Linked DNA regions of Mus musculus: region 1 is linked to region 2. A link is a loop called in an ENCODE intact Hi-C map of the cell type or tissue named here. Cell type or tissue: left cerebral cortex. All regions are shown on one strand. Each heading gives the region's core, and the rest is flanking DNA. Links, peaks and the distances in the headings are about the cores only.

Region 1 (8,000 bases), core at 1-8,000, 260 kb after region 2:
AGATGATTGAAGGAATCTTCAAGTAACATTGTTGGTGTTTGTTGTTGTTGTTGTTGTTGTTGTTGTTGTTGTTTGATTTGGTTCTTTGAGACAGGGTTTCTCTGTGTAATAGCCCTGGCTATTCTATATCCTGTTCTGGATGCACTTTGTAGACCAGGCTGGCCTTGAACTCACAGAAATCTGCCTGCCTCTGTCTCTGCCTCCTAAGTTCTAGGATCCAGACAGATACCTAGATAATATAACTGTTACTTGAACCCTAAATTTTTTATCACATCTGTAATCTGTGTATCTTGGGCACAGCATGTGTTGAATATATTTTAGAGGACTTCTCTAACAAGAAAAGGTAACTCATATTTGGTTCCCAGCTCTTCTTTCCTGATAAAGTCAAACAAAATAAAGACTCTAAGGACAGTAGCTTAGGCACATGGCTCTCAACATTGGAAAGGCATGCATCGGCTCAGTCCACATAGCAACTCTCTGAGGCGCTGTTGGTAGAACTCTGCTGACTAGGAATGTGAGAATCAGAAGATAAAACTGCTCAAAAGCTGGTCAAGCAGCACTTGGTCCTCAACCTGGCTTCAATTTCTACCAAGGTGGCTTGTTCGTATCCAAACAGTGTTTAGCTGGGGCTGGAAAGCTGACTCAGCAGGAGTAGGGACCTCTCTTATAAAGGACCCAACTTTGATTTCCAGTACCCATATCAGACAGCTCACAACTACCTGTAACTCCAGCTCCAAGGGATCTGACACCTTCTTCTGACTTCCATGGGCGCCTACACTCACGGACACAAACCCACACACGAGCCAACACATAGACACCTAATTCTGTGCATCTTCTTTTAAAAGAAATGTGCTTATTGATGCCTGATTGCTGTGAGTTTTAAGTAAGGGCTGTTACTTGGCAATCTGAAGCATTGATGTACAAAGCAGCGTTCAGCTCCATCTGCTCCTCCTGACAGACATGGAGTTAAAGGACTCCTGCCCATTCCATCCTTGCAAGAGCTGTCTGAGCGCAGTCTCTATCAGTGCGATGTTACTGAGAAAAACAAGTGGTTGTCACTTGCCTAAGATCACACGACCGCAGAACGCTTCAACTCTACGGCCTGCGTTTCCTGCTCAGTGCATTTTTCCTCTGCAGCACACTTCCTCCAGGAACATAATGCAAAGAAACACAATATAGCATTGTAGGACAGGGGCATGGAAAAATGCCTCTGATATTTAGGAATCTCTCAGTATATTTTAGGGATGATGTCAATCCAAAGGAATTTTGAGTCTTTGGAATTTCCACTGTAGTCTGCACGACCCAAACTGATCTAGAAATGCTGTAAACGACAGCATCTATTTTGATTAAAATAGAATCAAAATACTGAGTTCCTGTTAAAAGTGATTGTAAGGGAATTTCGTATATAAAGACTGATATGCTTAGAAGAATTGGGGGATGGAGTTTAATGGCATCGCTGGGCTTGAGTGGTCATGGAAATTAAAAACGAGTATACTGAAAAGTGTTCTTAGGAGAATTATTACACAAACATTAAAAGGTAAGATACATGAGAAGTACGTCAGAAAACAACTTGTAATTTCCCAAAGCAAAACATAAAACAAATTATAAATTAATTATTATGATTCCCTTTTGTATTTCAATAAAACATATTTTATAAAAAAATATTAGCAACTAAATAAGAGGTCCTCAGGATTAAATTGTTCTGCTCCTGGGTTTGTTCATATCACACCAAATGTCTTATTTATATTTAAATACCACATGGTATGGGCAGGAATTCTCTGTTTAAACTGGACTTTTTCGAGGTTGTTGAGGCCAGACTATTTGCTTTGTCAAAAATTCAATGATTGCCAAGTAGAACAAGCAGCCGGCCCTGTGATAAGTCAGAACGTGGGGATGTATCCACCCAGAAATAAAGCAGATGCTGCCAGGACACCCCCTCGGAGTCCATCAGGGGCTGAATCTGTTTATGTCACCTCCTGACAAACACAGAATTAAATAACGTAAAGTCAAGGTGGCAGTGGCCTAGAAATTCCATCTCTGCAGCATGGACCTCACATTACTCATGGACTTGCTCTCAAAAATTGCATTCCTGAAAATCTAGACATTCTTATAAGCAATAAATAGCTTTGATTCACTTTCTTCCTGTGTGAACGGACACTCTGATAAGAAATGGGTCCCAATGCTGTGACCCTTTAATACAGTTCCTCATGTTGTGGCGATCCCCTGCCAACCATATACTTATTTTCATTGCTACTTAACTTAATTTCTCTACTGTTATGAATTACAATGTAAATATCTGGTATGCAGGATATCTGATATGCGACCCCAGTGAAAGGGTTACTCGACCCCAAAAGGGGTCTTGACCCACAGGTTGAGAACCACTGAAATAACATTCCTAACCAACTTCCTTGTAAAAGATCCTAAACCATCTCAAGATCTCCTAATAACACATTAGTCCTATTAAACTTTATCAAATACTATATATAAAGTCATCTAGAAGTGTACAGGGGCATGGTATTATTTTCTATCATGATGTCAACAAAAATGTTAATGCATTTCTGTACTTCTTTGTATTTTGTAGTACATACAGAGATCTCCAAAGAGTCTATGTAGGTCAGAGACCATGTTCCTAGCCTTCTGTATAAGTAAAAATATACACCTCACTGCTACATGTTAACCACAAAGGGATAATTTACCCGTTGTGTATGTTAGTTTTGCTTGTTTTCTGTCACTATAACAAAACACCAGAGACAATCAGTTTATATAGAGAAAAGGTTGGCCCATGGGATTTTAGTTTCCAGTTCACAGTACAGGAGATCCGTTGAGTTTAGTCTTCCAGAGGGGATAGGGAAAGCAACAAATGAAGCGCTCGTGCCATAGGAACCTGCTTACCACATCTGCTGGAAGCAAGGCAGAAAAGGAGGGTTAGGTTGCCACCGCCCATTCAGAAACTTATTCCCAACCACTGAAGGACCGCCCAGAAGACCCTGCCTCCCCAAAGCACAAAGTACACATGAACAGCGCCATCTACAGGAAACAACCCTTTCTTGCATGGACCTTTAGGGAAACAGTCTCCGTGAGAAACATTTGCTGTGCATAGAAAGCATTTGTTCTTTGGAAAGCTGAGCGGGAACACATTTAGAATTTCTAGAAGTCATATTTAGGACTGGTTCATGGGCAAATAAGTTGTGTGATACACAGGTACCACACACACAGAGACAGACACAGACACAGACACACACACACACACACACACACACACACACACACACACACACACACAAACACGCCCGTGCGCGGTACGCTCCCATGCCAGATTGTTAAGCACCATTTCCCGCTCTGCCGTCCCCATCATGAATGCGATATTTTTTGGACAAGAGGCCTAAGGTTTTTATTTTCTATACTAAGAACTGACAATTATGTAGTTACATTGGCATGTTAATGTAGCAAAGACAAAAATGCAAATTAAAATATGAAATTTCAAACTAACCAAAGTGCTTCTAACATAGTTGAGAATTTTTACTTCCAAGGAAGATATTCCACTTAGTAAATATACCTGGATTTGATTTGATTTTTGGTAAATAAGTAAATAAATAAATAAGATACAATGCTTTAGAATGATCCAGTTTTCTAAGGAGTATGTGATAGATAGTCATGATTATACATGTACATATATTTGGGGCTTGGACGATGAATATTTAAGATACATAATTAGTTATACAGAAAATAAATGACAAAAGAGAAGTTTATCCGCTTGTACAACCTTTGCCCGTAGTTATAGCTAAAAACTTAAAAACATTCCATTGATTTCTTCCCACTCTAATCATTACACCGTTCCTTCTCTGTCAAAAAATTTATATTTATTCATTGTTGTGTTCTTACAGTCTGTAAAAATACTATACATGTACAGATCTGGGCCTGATCCTAGCCGGAAGGCAGCTCCAAAGCCTGGGGCTGGATGCATTTGTACAATCTGAGCTCCACTAGTCTTGCCTGCTTCTCTTTCTTTCTCTGTGTGGGTGCAAGGGCACAAGGGAGTGGGCCAACATGACGCTGAACGCACTACGCAAAAGCCAGCATGAATCCCAGGCCTTTTCGCCAACAGAAAGGATCGATTGTGTGTCTAGCAGCTGGAATGTACGCAGGTCACTTTTGGAGTGGCGTTAGCAGGCCTCGTTCTACTGGTTTGCTCTAGAAAAGGCAGAGGGGTGAGAATTTTTCTGCCCTGTGCTTGAGCGGCCCTCCACTTATCCTCCTCTTCAATTGTTAAAAAAATAAAAAATAATAATATTCATACATTCAGAACGCTTCAGCCCTGTTTTCCTAGTTGGAAGCTGTTGTTTCAAAGGTATATGCGTCCTTTCCTGGCTGCGTGGAAGTCTGCAGTTCAGAATAACATGAGCTGGGACACCTAGCAAAACAGGCCATGGGAGACTTACAGACTATGTTAGCCAGAAGCCACAGGCAGTACCAAGCCCAGCCCAGCGAGGAACTTGCAATAGATAGCTTGTAAAGGTGGGGTGCAGCGCGAAGGTGGATCACATGCCTGGGGTGTCTGAGAACTCTATCCCCAGCACCAAAACAGCAGTCACTGTATAGAACTTCTTGAATAAATCAGTACTCAGGAGAAAATGACAGAGTGATTTTCAACAATATTTGAAGTTTAATCATCGAGTGATTTTCAAATTTTAAAAACAATAACAGAAATCTTTACCCTTGTATTACTGGCTACAGTCTTGGAAATCAGGGGCTCTAAGCTTGTATTTGGCCGTCATCCTGGCCTGCCCAGTGTCTATGTTGTGACATTCCTATTGTGAATGTTACACAGGATCCCTTCACACCAAAGCCTGGGGCTCTTGCCCAGCAGTCTCACCCCTGAGAGGCACACAATGGGTAAAACTGTGTAAGAAGAGACTCGAGTGTCTTCCCTGTCTGCTATTGTTTTCAAAACACATTTCCACTTTTTTCTTCACTCAATTTAACGAGATTCCACCCACCTCTTCTTAAAATAAACCTCCATACCACTTTTCCCAGGATGCCACTGTAGATATATAGTTAACGAGATTTCTCTTGAATCCATGTGAAATTTTAACCTCCATATTAGAGTTGCTATGGTAACCAAATCAATTCCTAACTGACCACCTACCTGCTCTTTCCAGAGGATGAAAATCTCTGAACAAAGATGCAGCTGCATAAAAACAACGATAGGAATATCATCACAGAACCTGGAGCTACTAAACTTCTCCCGTCAGCGTTTATAGATAGCAGAGACAAAAGCGAAGTGCAAGGCAGAGTACCTCAAAGTCAAAGTTGGCAGCCACAGCATTAGGCCCCTCAACCAACGCGTATCCATGACCTCAGGAGCAGGTCTAAGTTGAACAGCTCAAGTCAAAGCCTCCAGCAGTTTTAGAGTGCATGCCTAATGCCAGTTATTCTTCTTAACTGTGTCCTTAACTGCTACTACATGAAAAAGCACGTTTTTATCACCTGGGACTCAGATCCCTGACAAGTGTGCTGCTTTTAAGCTGTTTGCAGGAACAGTGCTCAATTACGTCTCTACACAAGGAAGGTTGAAACTCAAGAATGCCTTGATTGCACTGCCAATAACATGGTTTCATAACATGAAGACACTTTCCTAAACGTGACTCCATACCCTTGGAATATTCCTGATCATTGTTCTTTATAATTAAGCTACCTTCTGGCGTCAGAAGCATGATAGAGATGCTGTTTTTAAAAACTGGATTTGGGACAGTAATTATGCAGTTGGTAGTGCGACTCTGTACCCTATACACACAGATTACTGGAGGGAAATGTTTGCAATGTAAGAATTAAAAAAGTAAAAATGTTTGGCTATGAGAAATAAGTCACTAATTACAGTATCTCATTAGAAATAGTCTTTACTTGTAAGAAGCCTGGGAAAACTCTAAGTCATAAGCTGTCCCTATAAATAATTAGCTCTGGCAAGAAAATTCTAATGGCCCATTAAATTTTTCACACCCACAGTTGTCCAGGGGAAAATATAAGCAAAACCTGATTGTCCTGATTTCAGATGAACGGTAGACTTTCTCCAGCAACCAGATGAATAACTTTGCCTACCATGGGTATGTGTTTCTTTTTCCAATGTGATGTGGAATTCTCACTTATCAGAAACTAAAATAGGTCTAACCTTCAGCAAATAGGTCTAGCCTTCAATAAATAGGTCTAACCTTCAGCAAATAGGTCTAACCTTCAATAAGCAGCTATAACCTTCAGCAAATAGGTCTAACCTTGAATAAATAGGTCTAACCTTCAGCAGATAGATCTAACCTTCAGCAAATAGCATCTCTACCTTTGAGCTTACTTTCAAAACAATATAAAGTAGGTGACATATACAATTTAAGATAGTCTTTAGATAGATGCCTTTACAGGTAGGGTCAGGTATAGATGCCCATTTTTATGATGGCCATTTCAATATTTATATTTGGATGACTTTTTACCATGTTATCCCTGTTTTTATGTTTCTACTTTTGATGCATATGAGGATAGTCTCTCATGAAGCCAGACACTTTAGACCTATGTAGAAAACCACAAAAATCCTAATTTTCTCTGTCAATGTGGTAGTCACAAGTCTTTTTTGTGAATTTCATGTATTTTCTGTGGGGCCCTGAAATGAGAGGTTATTAAAAACTTTTCAAGAGCTTGCAGAAAGAGAAAAATAATTTTACACAGGTAACATATTGGAAGGATATTTTGGTCATCAAACAGCTGCCTATCAGAACTGTTAAATCTTCATGTGTGCCTTGCATTTTTAGTTTGCATAGTGTTTATGGCAGGTGACACAGGTACAAAGGTCCGTTTGGATGTGGGAACTCAAAGTTCACACAATAATATTTCTGAAAGGAAGTTAGAGGGTTCTAAAACCATCAGATTTCCTATCACAGAAAGGATATGAAAGCAGATGTTGGGAAAGTGCTTATAGGGGCCGAGTGTAGACTCACTTCCTTATTTTGATTAAATACAGGCAAAGGCTTATACTTAAGTCCAGTATCAATTGCAAAATATTCTCCTTCCAATTTTAAATGTTCTAAAGCAAGTTGAGGGTGAGAGAAGACGATAACGGGAGGAGGGAACTCAGAGGTCAGGCAGGACAGGTCATCAACAGTGAGAAAGAACATTCCAGAAAGAAGAAAATGAACAAGCCAAGAAGAGAATCCAGTGTGAGTCTCTGAGAAAGTGACAGTTGAGCCGTTGAGAACAGTAACATCTAAGAATGGCTTCCATCATATGACTAGTTATAGGCACGATTTCGTTTAAATGTCTTAGAAATAGACTTTCAGCATTCCCATTTACAGACAAGGAACTGCAGACCAAATTGAAGAAGCTTGCCTGAGATCATTTAATCAATGTGGGAGCCAGATCATAGGGGACAAGGCAGCCATCATTTCACCTGGGCCTGAGTATTACCTGCACACTGATGCTTCATGGGAATCACTGAGGCAGTCTGAAGCAATTGGTCCATCTACACTTCAGACTCCTTCTGACTCTAAATCCCAGTCACATTGCAGGAACAATAATACCAAGCATTTACTGATCACACTCATGTGCTAATAACTATATAGGAACTCATAGATTATTTCTTCTTTCCCTCCTCTCACCACCACAGAGTGTCTCATCTAATATAAATAAATAAATAAATAAATAAATAAATAAATAAATAACAGTATGAGTCCCAGTCCAGGACCCACTGCAAAAGTTGCACAAATCCGGATGTCACCTCATGTATTTGTCCTTTGGCCACACTTTTTTTTCTTATCTGTCATTCCCCATAAAAATATCATCTGCCCAGAATGCTAAAGCTTGATTCTCCAGTCTCAATGGAGGTATTGCTCACCCAATAGGACACATTCCTCCTGCCTCCAAGCTTACCCGTCTTCTCTGTAGAAAGAGTTCACCTCATCTCGTATCCCTACCCCTCCCAGGATCTCCCCCTTTACCAGGTGTCCCAATTCAAGGCATTGTTG
Region 2 (16,104 bases), core at 3,144-11,143:
CAGTTTTCCAAGTTTTTTCCTTTGAAAGTATATGTGAACTTTATTTGCAATAAAAAAGAAACTCATAGCATTTTATTACTTTTTGACATGCTGTTTCTATTGAATGCCTGTAATAAATCAGATATATGTGTGTGTGTGTGTGTGTGTGTGTGTGTGTGTGTGTGTGTGTGTGTGTGTGTAACAAATGCTGTTTTATAGTGGTGGTCACTGTAGAACACAATTGTATCTTATAATTTTTACTTGCTATAGAAGATAGGGATTTATGTGTGTGAATAAGACAAAAATGAGCCTGACAGAGTCACCATTAAACGTCTTCCAGAACCTTCTGGTGTTGAATTTTAATTATACTCTTGAACAATTCAGAATTGTTGCATTTTGTTTTTCAAATGCACAGAACAGAAAACATACTGAAATATGAAAGTACTAACTAAGCCTTTAAAATATTTTTACAAGCTACATGATGATAATTAAATGAGAAATATCAACATTTAGGTTTTGTACTTCAAATGACACAGCTATGGATGAAGAAAGCCACTGGCTACAGCTGTCCATGAAGACATCTTGCTCAAATAATCTATGATCTAACTTTCAGATTATCCTCACACAATTTTAATATATTTATTTCTTAAGTATTTTGCTCTCTAAGACGTTTTTGGCCCAGACATTATAAAGACCACATTTAATAAGTTAAAAGATAATTTGCACAACAAAATATTTGTTCTTGAGCTGCACACAAAGCAAGTGAGAGGTAAGTTATGATATTGCATGATGAACGTTTCTTCACATGAGGACCTGACTCTGTGGTTGTTTTCCCACAGATAGTCTTAGTATGATTATGGTTTGAAAGATGACTTTCCATTTTTAGTGAAAGTACAGCTTAGTGAAAATTATGTCAATATAATAATATTATTAATGATAACAAATCAATAATCTCTGTCTCTTTCTCTCTCTGCCCTTCTCCCCATCTTATTCTAGAAATTGAACCTGTAGTTTCCCGCGTGCTAGGAAAGCACTCTGCCACTGCGTTTACCCCCCCAACCTCTTTGCTTTCGTTTGAGAGAGGGTCTTGCTGAGCAGCCTGTGCCAGCCTTCACTCACTCTGCAGTCCTGACAGGATGGCAAGCTGAATTCCTCTTTCTTAGCTTCTCCAGCGTTTGGAATGACAGGACAGGTCTGCACCACATGACCAAGTGGTGATGATTCTCTATAATGGAGGCATATATCAAGAAGTTCGGATGTCAGCTACGACTTATCCAGTAAAATTAATTACTTAACAGGGATGGGTTGTTATCAGAAACAATATGAGAAAAAATATTTTTAAGCTTACATAAAGAGTCATAACACTGAAGTGGATCAAAGAATCTCTTATTAGGAAATGTAAGTCGTAACAATTGACATTTAGTGAATCTTTATGCTTAATATTTTGCTAAGTATTTTATTGTCTTTATTTCATTTAATTTACAAAAGAGCCCTTTGAAAGATACGTACTTGGGCTGGCCAGATGGATCAGCAGGTAAAGGCATTTGCTGCCAAATATGATCACCTGAATTTGGTCCTTGAGACCCACATGATGGAAGGAGAGAGCTAACTCCAGCTAGCTGTCCTCTGATCTCCACGTACATTCCATTTATGATGGTTTGTATATGCCTGGCCCAGGGAGTGGCACTATTTGGAGTTGTGGCCTTCTTGGTGTGGGTGTGGGCTTGTTAAAGTAAGTGTGCCACTGTGGGCATGGGCATTAAGACCCTACTCCTAGCTGCCTGGAAGTCAATACTCTGCTAGAAGCCTTCAGATGAAGATGTAGAACTCTCAGCTCTTCCCACACCATGCCTGCCTGGATGCTGCCATGTTCCTGCCTTGGTGATAATGGACTGAACCTCTGACCTGTAAGCCAGCCTCAGATGTTGTCCTTATAAGAGTTGCCTTGGTCATGGTGTCTGTTTGCAGCAATAAAACCATAACTAAGACACCATGACATGCTTCTACACATTCACATTCAGACAAACATACTCACAAACAAATATGCCTGAATAAAATAAAATATATTAAATACATATTTTAATTAGCTTTATTTTAATGTTGCTGGTGCTTTGTGGAAAGCTATGTTCCTAAGGAGCATAACTTTTTTTGATCCAAAAGCTTTTTTTTCATATTAATGAAGCTCGTTCTTTTACAATTTACACATGTGTATAATGAACTCTGATCATTCTCTCTTCCTGCTGTCTTAGATCCACCCTCTATCAAGTCTCCTCCTTGCTTCCAGTCTTTCTTCAGTCTGTGACTTTTGGTTTTATTCTGTGACCCCTTTTATATAACCAGTGATCTGTGTGATCATCAGATTGGACTATCCATTGGAGCCTCAGTGGACATGAGAGGAGACCAGTGGTCACACAGTCAAGACAACACCTCACCAGTAACAATTCTGGGCAACACTGCTGTAGCAGTATCTTGGTCATGTGCCTTTTTATATGAATATCTCTTGTCTTGAAAACTTGTCAAGAGAAAAAAACATCTCTCTTTAGTTTTCATTGCCTTGGGCCCAGTAGAAGTGGACATTTATTTAGTACTTATATTTCATTAAAATGTAGCATTCCAATTTAAAGGAATACATTTAAACATTTTTCAGGTTAAATAAGGATAGTTTATGATTAAATCATCTCATTGTTTCTTAATGTGTTTATGATATATCAGATGTCTTTTTACTGCCAGTTTTCATCAAGCTAAGTCATTTGCCATTGATATAAACAAAATTACTCATAAATTCTTTGGAATGGTTTGACTGTCCCTCAAACCATTCCAAATGTGGAAACATTCATTCAGCAAATGTTTACTGAGCATTTATTAACTGCCAGGTGCTACTGCAGCAGCTGAAGATGCGGGGGCGAATAACATAGAAGCAGTGGTTTTTGTTCCTGTGAAGGTAGATTCTAGCACCAATAAATAATAGAGGCAATGCAGAAAATAAGTCAAGAGAGAGATCATGGATGCAGGAGAGTCTGTACTTCAACGTATGGAGTTGGGGAGGCTACATCATTAAGTGAAAGGTTAGCAAAGATGGAAGAGTGGGACGACCATGATCTTGGCCAGCCTAAACCGGGTGGAAAGCGTGGGTTAGCTGGAACACAGTGGCACAGCTCATTCCTTTTAAAGTTATCTGAAACAAAGGCAGGGCTTCCCTGAGCCTCGCCATTCCAGACTTGATAGATGATTATGAGACAAGTAATTCCCAGTAAAAACCATGTGCTTGAATTTGACACCAAAGTTCCTTTCAAAACATTTTAGGATAATTTCAAACCCCTCTCCTCTTGTCACTTAGGTGACTAGTTGAGATATAAATTCTTCTGAGACGTTCTTTTCTCTTTTGTTTTGGGGAGGGGTGGGTGAACCCAGGTTATTGCATGTGCTATGGGATCTGTAAGGAATGAGATGTAAACAACATAAGGAAACTATACCATGGGTGAATGTAACCATGGAAATCAAGCCTAGAGTGTGTGCGTTTGTATGATAAAATTGAAGTAAGGTAAATAAATGCCCAATGAAGTAATGTGTGAACGCCTTAGCTATGATTGGCTAAGTGTAGCTTAAATATCCCAGTCTGGCCACCGCAACTCACTCGCTCCCAAGTCCACCAACCAGGACACCCATCGGTGAACAAGCCCTCATCGTGGACTGAGCTCCAGCTGAACCCGAATGCAGAAGGACACGTCGAGAACCTCACCTGACATGCCACCATCAAGCCAGGCTAACAACATCGGGCCAGACCATCTGAGGCTCCCTCCCGCCTCTGTCCTCAATCCCGATTCGCTGACAGAATCACTCTGCCATTGAGATAATAATGCAGATTTTCCATATGTTCATTTGAGACAGGGTCTCACAGGCATGTGTGAGGTTCGTGCAGTAACTAAAGAAGGCCTTGAAGCTGTGATCCTCCTGCTTCAGCATCCAAAGCAGATTGGATTTCAGGTCTGTTCTACTAGGCAAAGTTTTTTTATCTTGTTTTTATGTTTCTGTGCCACCCTGGCATCTTCTGCCACAGACACCCATCAGCACGCTCCATGTATGTGAGGACTATTGATAGCCTTCCTAGTCATGACCAATGACCAGCTCTTATAGAAAGACAACTCTAGCTTACTCTATTTTGCCATCTAAGACTTTTACACGGGAGTCATATGCTTGGCTGACATTCACAGAACACTTTGCCTAGTAGAACAGGCCTGGAAAAAAAGAAAAGAAAAGAAAAGAAAAGAAAAGAAAAGAAAAGAAAAGAAAAGAAAAGAAAAGAAAAGAAAAGAAAAAAAATATCACCTCACTGTGGAAGCTGCAGTGTGTCTGGTGCATCACACAGGATACCTGTTTGCCCAGACAGCTTTACTTGTGAATCGCAAGGAATCATTGGTGTGGCTCTGGGCCTCTGGCTTCTGCTACAACTATCAACTACTTAAATTGTTGAATTAATCAAACATGGGGCTTCTGGGCTAGTTATTGTCTACCATTCCACTCCCCATGCAAATCCTTTCTCTCTGCTCCAAGAGGCTCTCTGCTCCACTGTGGTCGTCACCTTTCCAGATTTCCTTCCCCTTTGTCTATTGGGTGAGCCAGCTGGGGTCATGGCGCAGCCTGGAAAGGCAGGAGAGAGAGAGAGAGAGTGGTGTTGTGGAATCCATCTTTCCCAACTTGTGCACAGTTCCAGCAACGGCTGTGTTCCTCAACAGCTGGAGCTTATCCTGGGTCATCCTCTCACTGGTGCTCGGCCTTAGCAGCAGTCTCTTCATTTGCTCTTCATGGTCCATGGACTGGTAGTGGAGTCTTTCTCGCCAAGCTCTGTGTTCTGTGATCTTCACCTATCCTGTTGGTAAACCTAAATCTCTCATTAAATTTCAAAGAAATAGGAGGCCCTTTTTTTCTTTCCCTTTCTTCCTTCCTTCCTTTTTCTTTCTTTCTCTCTCTCTCTCTCACTCTCTCTCTCTTTCTTTCTCTCTTCCTCTTTCTTTCTTTCTTTCTTTCTTTCTTTCTTTCTTTCTTTCTTTCCTTCCTTCCTTCCTTCCTTCCTTCCTTTCTTTCTTTCTTTCATTCTTTCTGTTTTTGAGTATGCCATCTTTTAATTCTGACCCAGACAGCTATTTTCAAAAGAGATGAAGCACAGATTATTGGCTTTAATAAAGCCACTTTAAAGCTTTTATACGAAGATACTTACTGAAGCATCACAGTTAACAGCAAGCTGAAAACAACTTATATACAAATGTCACATCAAAATGATAAACCATTTTCATCTCCAAAGTGAGACATAGAAAGAGTAGAAAACATGGGACTAGAAGAAACAATCTCAACATGAGACACACCTTTATTGCAACCATGTAAAATTGCAAGTGTATTTGGATGAGGGTTAGACCAAATATGGAGATAATTGTGTTTGGGTATAGATTGCCTGATTTTTTAAAAAAATTAAAAGTTAATTTAAGTAAAATTTAACTCTTTAAGTGCTTCATTATCATCAGTATTATGATATAAGTATTGCGCTTAATATATATCAAGATAAATGCTCCAAGCAATGGAGAAAAAATAGTAAATATTAATATTCTTCCTCTTACATGCTTAATTATAAACCCAGACATAACTGACCTGGCTTTCAAGTTGAGCTACAAGCTTTGTATTCTGGAAATATTATTTTATGGCTAATCTTTGATAATAATCAAAGCATATGCTCTTAAAGCTAGCTTTAGAATGAACTGTAAGTAAAGGAGAGTGTGTTAGCTTGTATTCAGCTTTATTCGATGCCTTGGCTCTGAGCTTTGCAATGGGCATTCGGTAGCCTCTAGTTTTATGTGCTTGTTTTTCAGAATATCCAAGTTTCATATTTTAGTTAATATGTTCAAAGTCATAAAGTCATGTTAGCGTTCAAGGAGACAAACTAAGAGGAAAAAAATTGTTTAGCAGAGCCTTAGGTTGATTTTAGATTCTAGATTTTAGATTAGTAAAAAGAAAGTTAATGCCTCTGATGACTAAGGAAGTGCTTTTGTGATGTGCACGCTCTTCTGTAGCATTCTGAAAATGGTGTTCCAGAACACACGAACATAGTGACATTCAGTGAAACACAGCGACAGAAATCCAAGCAATGATGCCAACGCTACCACAGCTTAGATATGGTTGCTGGACATTTCCATTCAGTCCACTTTTAGGTTTTCTCCTTGTCCAATAGGAAAGCACTCAGATTCATTTTTTGCAAGAATAGACATTCCTAAGTTGAGATGGGAGTTTGGCTCTTAGGCAGACACTACCACTGAATCCCCATATCACAAAGAAAACCTGTCGGAACTCTATTCCTGAAATGCTTTATTATGGACTGCTAGCAAATTACCCCACAAGAGGTCACCAAAGCTCTAGTCTTTTGTGCGTGCTTTTCTGAATTTTGTCCTTCCTTCCATCCAACTGAGACAGATAATACGTGTCTTGGTTCTTGTTTTCTTTTGGTTTTTGTGAGACAGGGTCTTGTCTTGTAGCCCAAGCTGTCTTCAAATTCAGAGCAGTCCTGATGTTCCCGTTCTTCCAAGTGCTGAGAGTGTAGGCATGAGACTCCATGCCAAACTTTGTTTTCTACCTCAGAGAAGCGATGGAGAATCCTGGTTTATTTTGGACCAAATCAGCTTATAGAAGACTGTAGCTCTCTAGGCCAAGTCTATACCATGGGTTTCAGAGAAGTTCTTATTACAGCGTACTGTTTTTATATTTTATTTTGGGGATTTTAATTACAACATCTCACCTCTCCCTTCCCTCTAAAGCCTCCCATTCCTCTCCCTGCATCCCTTCAATGTCTCTTTGTTCACTAATTGCTATTGCATGCATATAAATACATGTACATATACATATAATCTTAACATCCTTGCCTAGTAAGATTGCAGGTGCATGTCCTGCCAGCAAGTGTCACAGTGACATCTTCCTTATGGTCTCATTTGTGGGGGCAGAGGCTGCAGGTGGAGACTTTTCTGACACCATACCTCCAGTCTCTAAATAAGAATCATTAATTTAAAATACTGTGATGTAAACATATATACAAAGAAAGGTTGTATTGTTGTGAGTTGAGGATTTAAACAACCTTATAATCTGTTTCATAGGAATGGCATTAAAAAATTAAAAATATTTGGGCTGGAAGGATAAAATATCTATAAAAATGTCAACACTGTGAATTCAGAGGCTGTTAAGCAGGATGATTTCTAAGGTTCCTTCTAGCTGGGAGATGCAAGGATTCTATTTAAATTCTCATGGTTTTGAGCTGTAGAACATTCATTTTCATTTCAGTGAGGTCTCTTTAGGTGGGGTCTTTTGTGTTTTGAATAGTTGTCTTATTCAAAACACTACAGTTTGAAATTAAAAGTTGCTCCATTTAAGATTTATTTTCTGGGGCTGGTGAGATGGCTCAGTGGGTAAGAGCACCCAACTACTCTTCCAAAGGTCCGGAGTTCAAATCCCAGCAACCACATGGTGGCTCACAACCATCCGTAATGAGATATGATGCCCTCTTCTTGAGTGTCTGAAGACAGCTACAGTCTACTTACATATAATAAATAATAAATAAATCTTAAAAAAAGATTTATTTTCTGTAGTTACCAAGATTTTGCGTTATGCTTTTAACAATAGTTATCCATTTTTTAAAATCTCTAACATCTTTTTTGATGAACATAAAGTTCAAAAATGCAAGCATAATTATGTCCCCTATTTCTTTCTGGAGAAAGAAATCATTTTAAAAGCCATGATCATAAACTATAATGCCCAAATGAATACTAAAATTCATTTCTATTTGACTTTGGTCATCTCTCAGTGGGAAAAAAAAAAGGAAAGAGGAAATAGGCTAGCCAGGAAAGTGGGGCATGAGGTGCCTCTAGTGCAGTAGTTCTCAACCTATGAGCTGCAACCCCAACAGGGGTTACACATCAGATATCCTGTATATCAGATGTTTGCATTACAATTCATAAGGGCAGTAAAATTACAGTTATGAAGCAACAACGAAAACAACTTTATGGTTGGGGGGGTCACCTCAATATGTGGAACTGTGTTAAAGGGTCGCAGCATTAGGAGAGTTGAGAAACACTGCCAAAGTGGATCAGAAGGTAAATCGCATATCCAGAATTTGAAGGAATCGAAATAAGCCATTTTAATGCCACTATAATCTGCTCTACCATCCTGGGCTAGTTTAGCTGAGGAAGCACACTGGCTATCTTCAGTTTTCTCATACTAAGCCCTGTGTGGGCACATCCAGAGGACATTTCGAGTACCCCTGGGCTACAAATAACACATCATAGGTCATCAGCTTCTAACCAGGTTTAGGAGGGTATGAGGACTGCATTCATGTCTCTCTCACTTACTTTTGGCCGGCACTGAATTCTGTCCTCAAGACTGAGGTTTGTCTTGCTCTTATGCTAAGCTCACTGAACATCTGAGGGAAAGAAGGAGCAAGAATCCAGACAAGCAACGCTGAGGCCTGCTTGTGTTCTCTTGGGGTTTCATAATTCAGACATCTGATTGCATCTTACAGTTGATGGCATTGCACAGACAGTGTCTGAGTGGCAGTCTTAAGTAATTTGATCTGTGTGAGTGCAGACCTGCTCAGAGCTCTTGATACCATCAAAACAACACTTGTTTTATGAATTGTAGTAAATGTTCTCTCTTTTTTTTGCCATCAAAACACATTTAAACATCACAGTATAATTCAACATTAGAATTAAAAGTCATCAGGCTAAAACCAGTGAAGTGGGGAGTATTATTATGTCAGCAAGACAGACACTTATCGTGGGGATGATAACCCACATTTCCTATTTTCTTTCGAATTAGTGAACAGTTTTATGAATCCTTGGAAAATAAAATACAGATTGGATAAGTTGTGTGGGATGCTGTGAATGAGATATATGTAAAAGAATTATTCCTCCCTCTGTTGCAACACATGAGACCTTTGGCCAGAAACATCAGCATCTTTTAAGGATTTGGTGGGAATAGGATCACAGGCTGCACATCACGCTTTCAAAACCAAAACCTGTACTTTATTAAGGCGCAGGGGTGATTCACAGCATGTGGCCCACAAGCAAATGATCCACAATTGTATGATCTACATGCATGTGGTCCATAACATATGATCCATAGCATGTGGTTCACAGCATATGATTCACAGTATATGATGCATAATCATGTGATCCACAACATATAATCCATAGAATGTTATCTACAACCATATGATCCATAATCATGTAATCCACGGTATGTGATCCACAGCATGTGATTCACTGCATGTGATCCACAGTATATGATCCGATTTGCAGTATGTGATCCACGAGCATATGATTCGCAGCCATGTGATCCATATCATGTGATCGGTAACCATGTGATCCATAGCATGTGATCCATAAGCAAATGATCCACAATCATATGATCTATAAGCATGTGATCCACAACATATGATCCGATTTACAATATGCGATCCACAAGCATATGACTCACAGTCATGTGATCCACATCATGTGATCTATAAAAATGTGTTCCATAGTATGTGATCTACAAGCTCCTAACAGCCTGAGAGAATGTCCTACAGTGACAGTGTCTTGATGAAAAAACAAATTGATACTAGTTAAGTAAGAAGTGCTAACAGGACCTCAGGCTCTTGCGTGTGTTACATAATTATACTAAAACAACTCCTTTTTATGTATTAAATGACAGTTCCAAGTAATATGACTCAATTACAATTTTGTCGGACTCTTCTTTTTAAACCCCTCAGTGTTTAGTAAACTAACTGCGTGGTTTGTGGATTCTGTTGTCTCAGACTTGAGGGAAAGCAGTATTGCGCAGTGTACTAAGTGTTACAGTAACAAGATGTGTGCCTCTCACACTGGGGAAGGTTTGCTATTTTAAGCAAATGTTAGCAGATGAGGATGGACTGGAGGAAGGTATGATACAGGGAAAGAGCACTCTAGAAAGGTCGAGTCACTTTCGATGACAAAAACATCAAGTCTGCTTGTCAAGAAATGGTGGCTGGAAGTCAAGTAATTATTTTCCGGGGGTGGATGGGGTGGGAAGACATGTTTTGTTGTGTTGTAGCGATGATGAGAAGAAAGCACCTCTAAAACTCTAGGAGGATTTGATGCCCACAGTTCTCTCCTTCCAGTGGGAGAACTGAGCTTGGGATCAATGTTTTGTAGAATTAGATTCTTGGATTGTGTGAATGAGGCCAGCTTCCACTTGAAGAATGAAAGCCTTTTAAGCATTTTATTATTGCCCAAAACTATGCTTGAATTCCACACACAGAAATTTCAAGTTCCCTGCATGGAGAGATGCCTGAGCGCGTGTATGCTTCTCTCTCCGTCTCTTTCTTTCTCTGTCTTGGTCTCTCTCTTTCTCTTTGTCTCTCTGTCTCTGTGTTTCTATGTCTGGGTCTCTGTGTCTGTCTGTCTGTCTCTGTTATTTTAAATAAGCTACACAGTCTATGGTCACACCACGGTACTATTGTATATCTTATTCATAGCAATAAGCTTAGCTTGAGAGGAGTTGTAAGTGATAGGTGGTCAGCCAAGGACAGGAACTTCAACACGAAGAATGTCTCAAACTAGACAAAACAAAACATTGTCCAACACATTTCCTTGCTGAACAAAGCCAGTATCCTGGGCAGGCATGATGGAGAAATGGAGGATGTATCTCCACAATTACTTTGTAAGTTCTTCAACTCATCAACACCTTTGGTAGCTTGTAACTCTCTCATTCTAGCATAAGAGACCACTTTTCTGGCACCATGTGGCTATAAAAGACAGATTCTCAACATTCACACTCAATCACAGGGCAGGTAATTTCCAGGGAAGGACCAAGGTGGTACTACTCCTGGCTTACAAATGCTGGCAGGGCTTGTGAGGTCTACTTATCTTGTCTGGTAACCCAATGGCTTGCTAATGGTATAGAAAATCAGCAGATCCTTGTTTGAGCTGCGATGGACAACTCAAGTGGTAAGAGCTAGGGAGTCAGAAACCCAGGGTGAGTTCCACTCCTTTTCCACTTTTAGAACAGGTCCGTGAGTTCACAGAACCTTGCACCCCAAGCTTGTGGCCAGAAACTATGAAACATGATGGTGGTAAAGTAGAATATTCATGCTTCTGGTTTGGTTCTCATTATCCTGATTTTGCTTTGAGAAACACACCTCCATTCCCAGTCTATGTATTTCAAGTAAAATGCAGTCCAGAGCATGCAGCCTATTTATGCAATGCTGACATTTACATTTCTAATTATCACTCAAAGGGTGGAAGGATTAAAAATAATAGTCATGATGGGAAACTACATAGAACTTAAAGTGTCGAACAATAAGGTGTTACTATACATAGCGTGTTCACGCCACATATGTCTGCTTTGCTCTACAAGGGCAGAGTGAGATGACTGCAAGTGACCATACATCCTGCAAAGCCTGAAGTACCTCTTTCTTGGCTCTGTATGGGAAAGCTTTGTGAAGCCATGTTCTAGACCATCACTGAGCCCATCACTGCAGTGAACAGTCCGTGTCTTACTCAAGATGAGGTGCCTGAATCTTCTTTGAGCTATTGGAAGAATGACTGTCTCTTCCGAGTTGGCCCTTAAGAAGAAGGGAAGGGCCCAATCAAGTTTGTCTCACACCTTCCCAAATCTGGAATCTTCAGCTCTCTGATTATCAGAATGGCTAAAATTGGCTTTTGCTACTTACAGGCAAAGACATTTAACAGATAAAGTCTACTGTATGTGTGGGGAGAGAGGATTAGGTAATTTCCAAGATCCTGATGTATCCTGGAAACAGTAACTTCCTGGCAGAAGAAGGGAAGTCAGTCTCAGCTGTCATCTTCTGTAGGACCTGAGAACATACTGTTCTGGGGAGAAAGCCTTCAAGCTGGCAATACAGGGAAGGCTGGCGCTGCTCAAGAACCCATTTCACAGGACATCTTAGCCTTTCAGAAACAGCAGCCTTAGGCAACTTCGGGACTAGAGATCTTTGTACTAGAATTATTCATACAACATCCAACTTATCTCTTGTAGACCCTTAATTCCATGCACAGAGCAACAACACTACTGTATCTTTAATTCCAATGAAGTGGATGAGGTTGTGCACAGAGGAAACAAACACCTCATTTATAATGAAGGAAGGACTAGGTGGGTGCTTTGGGTTTTCAGAATATTAGCTATTATGAAATATAGGCTCATTACAAAGTAAGAACATACATACATATACCATTTTCATCATTAAATAAGTAGAAATTACTTTTTTCTATTAACTAATCCTTCTTCTTGTCAATTAAACAGCACTGGTTCCTTCTGCCCAGTATCTCAAGGGAAAGACATGGCACAACAGCAAATAGAAATAAAAGAAATCAAAACAATCCTCCAAAAACTGTTGAAAAATTCAGATAAAACCTTCCAACATTAGAACAGTGGAGAATCACTTGGTACAGATAAAGCCAAAATAGCATGGGTGGCTGCTTTTACCTTATGGTGAGATTGTCTCCAGGTTATACATATTTAAAAGAATGAGAGAAAGAAGGAAGAGAGAGGATGGGGTGGCATTGTAAATGGTGGGTTTCAGAAAGAGAGAGAGAGAGAGAAACAGAGACAGAGTAAGACAAAGAGAAAGAGGGAGACAGAGAGATAGAGAGAGACACACAGGGACAACCAAGCTCTCTGATCCCAGCTCAGATCATCATTGTTGGCTCTTCTGCAGATGTGGGTAGGTCTCCAGGAAGAAGTCAGGGGCACTGGTATAAGGCTGTAGACCTGGTGTGGGACACACACTGAGATTAGCAGACCTCCATCTTTTCCCCTCTTTCCTGCTATTCACGTTATCAACAGTCTTTCCTTAGCAAAAAGAATCTCAAGGCAAAATGTGGTAAAATTCTCCAACAGCTCTGTGAGTAAAGAGACCCACATTTACTAGGTTGATTTTCACAGTCCCCTTCCCCAGCATCGGAGCTTGACACAGAAATTAAATTAGGTCAAGTACAGATGTTTTTCACACACATGGGCTTATTGATAGATACTGTGGTGTTCTAAGGCATTTATAGCTGTCACCATTAACGCAGGTTGAGATCACTCATTCTAATGGATGACAGCAACAGCATACCAGGATCCAAACTGACCACTTGCTCCATGCCCCTGAATCTTACTGCATTACAGTGGTGTTCATTTTGAAGAATTGTTGCCACATCCCATTTGATTATGAAGACTAGTATTTGCCCAGGAAGGGTGAGTCACTGGGTCTTACTGAGGAGTTCTTGGGATTTTCATATTCAGTTCATTTTCTTTAACATATAACCAGTGGAATAACGAAACAAAAATCCATTTATCTTTTATAATTGTTTCCCTCCTTTAATACATAACAGATTTTGTGGCCATGTTAATATAGCAGCTGTACTGAATAGCTTTCCTTCAACCAAAGAACAATGTGAGTAATCTCTTATTTCTAAAATCTCAATTTCCTGCTGCAGTTTTTCCCATCCGTCACCTGGGGGAAAGCCAGGTGAGAAAACAGACACAGCGAAGCACAGTGAATGCTTTTCACTTGCAACACAGAATGGGAGTTTGATTCTTTTGTGGCCCAAGGAAGGGTGAAAACTGCCCAGGCAGTGATTCTTGACCTGGAAACTCTTTTGCATACTAAAGGCTATTTAGCAATTTCTGGGGACAGGGTTTTTGTTTGTTTGTTTGTTTTGTTTTGTTTTGTTTTGTTTTAAATTGCATTTGTGGAGGAGGAAGTGGATGGTGGGGACTTCATTTTTGGTTGTGCTTGTGGAGGAGGGAGTGAAAGGCATATCTCTGGCATTTACAGGGGGCAGGCTTAGGATGATACTAACAGTCTCAATATACAGAGTACAGCTTCACGCCTGACAAAGAATTTCCTGATCCAAAATGTAAATAATGTCCAGACTGAGACATTAGTCTACTAGTCTCCTATAGACAGCAAGGAAGATGTGAGCAACCAAGGAAGATAATCAGGGCTTCTGTGGACCCAGGGGAGGCCCATGGACATTTGTTTACAAAGAGGAGCAGAGCCATTGTTACCTGAAGGGGTGGACATTATTTATATCTGTGGCACAGTTTAAAGGGAGACTGTCTTAATGAGGCAGGTTGGCACAGACTTAAAGGAGAGAATCAAACTCTGAAATAAATATTATGCTTCTTAAATCAAACCATGATTGCATTTCACAATCTTGCCTTGCTTATTTTGTATACTGTAGTGTTGCTGCACTGAGTATACACACAAAACTATGAATGCAAGAAACCATAGTTTATTTCCATTTGGCTGGATTGTGGATTTCATAGGCCAGTACATGCCCTGGAAAAGGTGGTCATGTGGCCTTCCTTTTGGGGGTTCTGCAATGGCAGATTATGAAGTTTAAATATGGTCATGAGAAATTTGTGTATGTGAAAGGCTACACACACACACACACACACACACACACACACACACACACACACACACACACAAACACTCACACAGTTTTCACTTGTGAAAGTTAGACAACCCTGAAGTAGAAATTTCTGGTTTCTTTGGAGACTCAGTTGTGTCATGTGATGTTTTTCTGGAAACTGTCTTATGAGAGGATGTTTGGCTGAAGTAGACACATGGGAGGATGTTTTACTGAGAACGTGGTCTTTTTCAGGAAGCTGCCTAGAGAAAGGGCATGTGGTGTTTTGCTAGCGTGCAGGCTTTAGAGGACCCGTGATGTTTGGGAAGTGTATAAATATAACCCAATAGAGAGTGGATGACACTGTATCCAGGGTTCACCTTGTCATTCTCTGCCTGTCTTGGTTGGGCTTTGCTGACAATGCTGTGGCAATGGTTCACCTTACCTTCTTCACTGACTTCATAGAGAGAAATGCATTAATGAATTTCTCATGATATTCAGCAGCTTCCGGAAGCTCCTACAGGGACTAAGGCCAATTGGCAGAGCCTTGCGGTTTCTTCTGGATTGAACTGCTATTGCTGCTTTGTGAATGGTGTTTGTGAGTAGATGGAGCTCCTGCTGCTGATTCATGTGAACTGAACTGCTGGTATCCCGACAATGAAGGTTGGGACCACCCAACAGAACTATTTCTCAATAGGCCCACATGACCCTTTGCCCTATGAACCTTTCCTTTCCACTGTCTCTGTTGGGTGGTGGGCTAGAAGAGAAGTTAAAGTGTTTAAGGACCATTATCAAAGTAGGTTTTGAAAAAATTGAAGCTATACAGTTCCAAATCTACTGGACAGATTCCTGAAGTATAGATCCAGGAAAGATTTGATGTTACAGTGTTCAGCTGGAAGGTTGGAAATGGCTAGAATGTCTATGTTTAGAGGCAGAGCTCCTTTAGAGGACTGTGACAGATAATGACTCTGCAGGCGTCACTATGCTTCTGGGTGTGTGGGTCGACTGATGACTGACATTGCTTGTAGAAATACCACTCTAATCCCTGCCTTCACCTCACAACATTTCCCCATGTACCTGTCTGGGAACAAACTTTTCCCTTTCCCATGAACTCTAGACAATCTAACAACCTCAGTGTTTCAGCTCCCAGACCCTATTTCTACTCTGATCTATAGGGAATAATGATCTCAGTAAATGAACCTGGAGGTGACAAGGAGTTTGAGAATGTGACATTTTCTAAATTGTTCTGAATGGGCAGCTTTAAACAATTCTCCACTTTCTCAAGAACATCACTTAAAGAAAAAGTTAAAGGCAAACGAGACACAATCTCAATATACTTTTAATATTACTTCTTGATATAAGGAAACATATGCAGAATTGTTGTTATATTGCCTGGCAGACTTAAGTTTAATAATAAAAGGCTCCTCTAGTAAAATTTATATAATTCCATCTTCAAATTCTAGTAACTTAGGATTTTGGGGACTAAGATTCTAGCCTGAATCCTGGTAGATAAGCATCAAACCATAGAAAATGCACAAAGTAAAATTTAAAATGCCTTTAATCACCCTTTGAAGGCTATTTGATTTACTTTCAACTTTTTAGTTTTAAAAAGGGAGCCAGTTTAATAAAATAGTTACCATTTCTCTATTACTACATTGCCCCCCATAGAGCTCTTGCCAAGAGATCTCAGTAACATTGGTGCCTGTCCCAGAGGCAG

The links. Hi-C counts contacts between places; a loop is a spot of excess contacts. Peaks named below come from ENCODE experiments on the same cell type or tissue, not always from the same donor. Only the 100,000 strongest peaks of a DNase experiment are listed, where the experiment ranks them.
Region 1: a loop joins it to region 2, with 3 times the contacts of the local background. A loop is called at or near these places in 3 of 42 quality-filtered maps.

The regions. Positions count from the first base shown.
Region 1 is chr10:20,665,746-20,673,745 of GRCm38, reverse strand. It overlaps a transcript of Pde7b not described here. Among named protein-coding and RNA genes, the nearest start is that of Pde7b, 120 kb to the right of the region's middle. In left cerebral cortex, for the core only: a CTCF peak has its summit at 3,019 (motif pointing left); DNase peaks (open chromatin) are centred at 4,029, 4,499, 5,001, 5,259 and 2 more places; H3K27ac peaks cover 1,195 bases.
Region 2 is chr10:20,918,378-20,934,481 of GRCm38, reverse strand. No RefSeq gene overlaps it. Among named protein-coding and RNA genes, the nearest start is that of Ahi1, 26 kb to the left of the region's middle. In left cerebral cortex, for the core only: a CTCF peak has its summit at 6,357 (motif pointing right); a DNase peak (open chromatin) is centred at 6,394.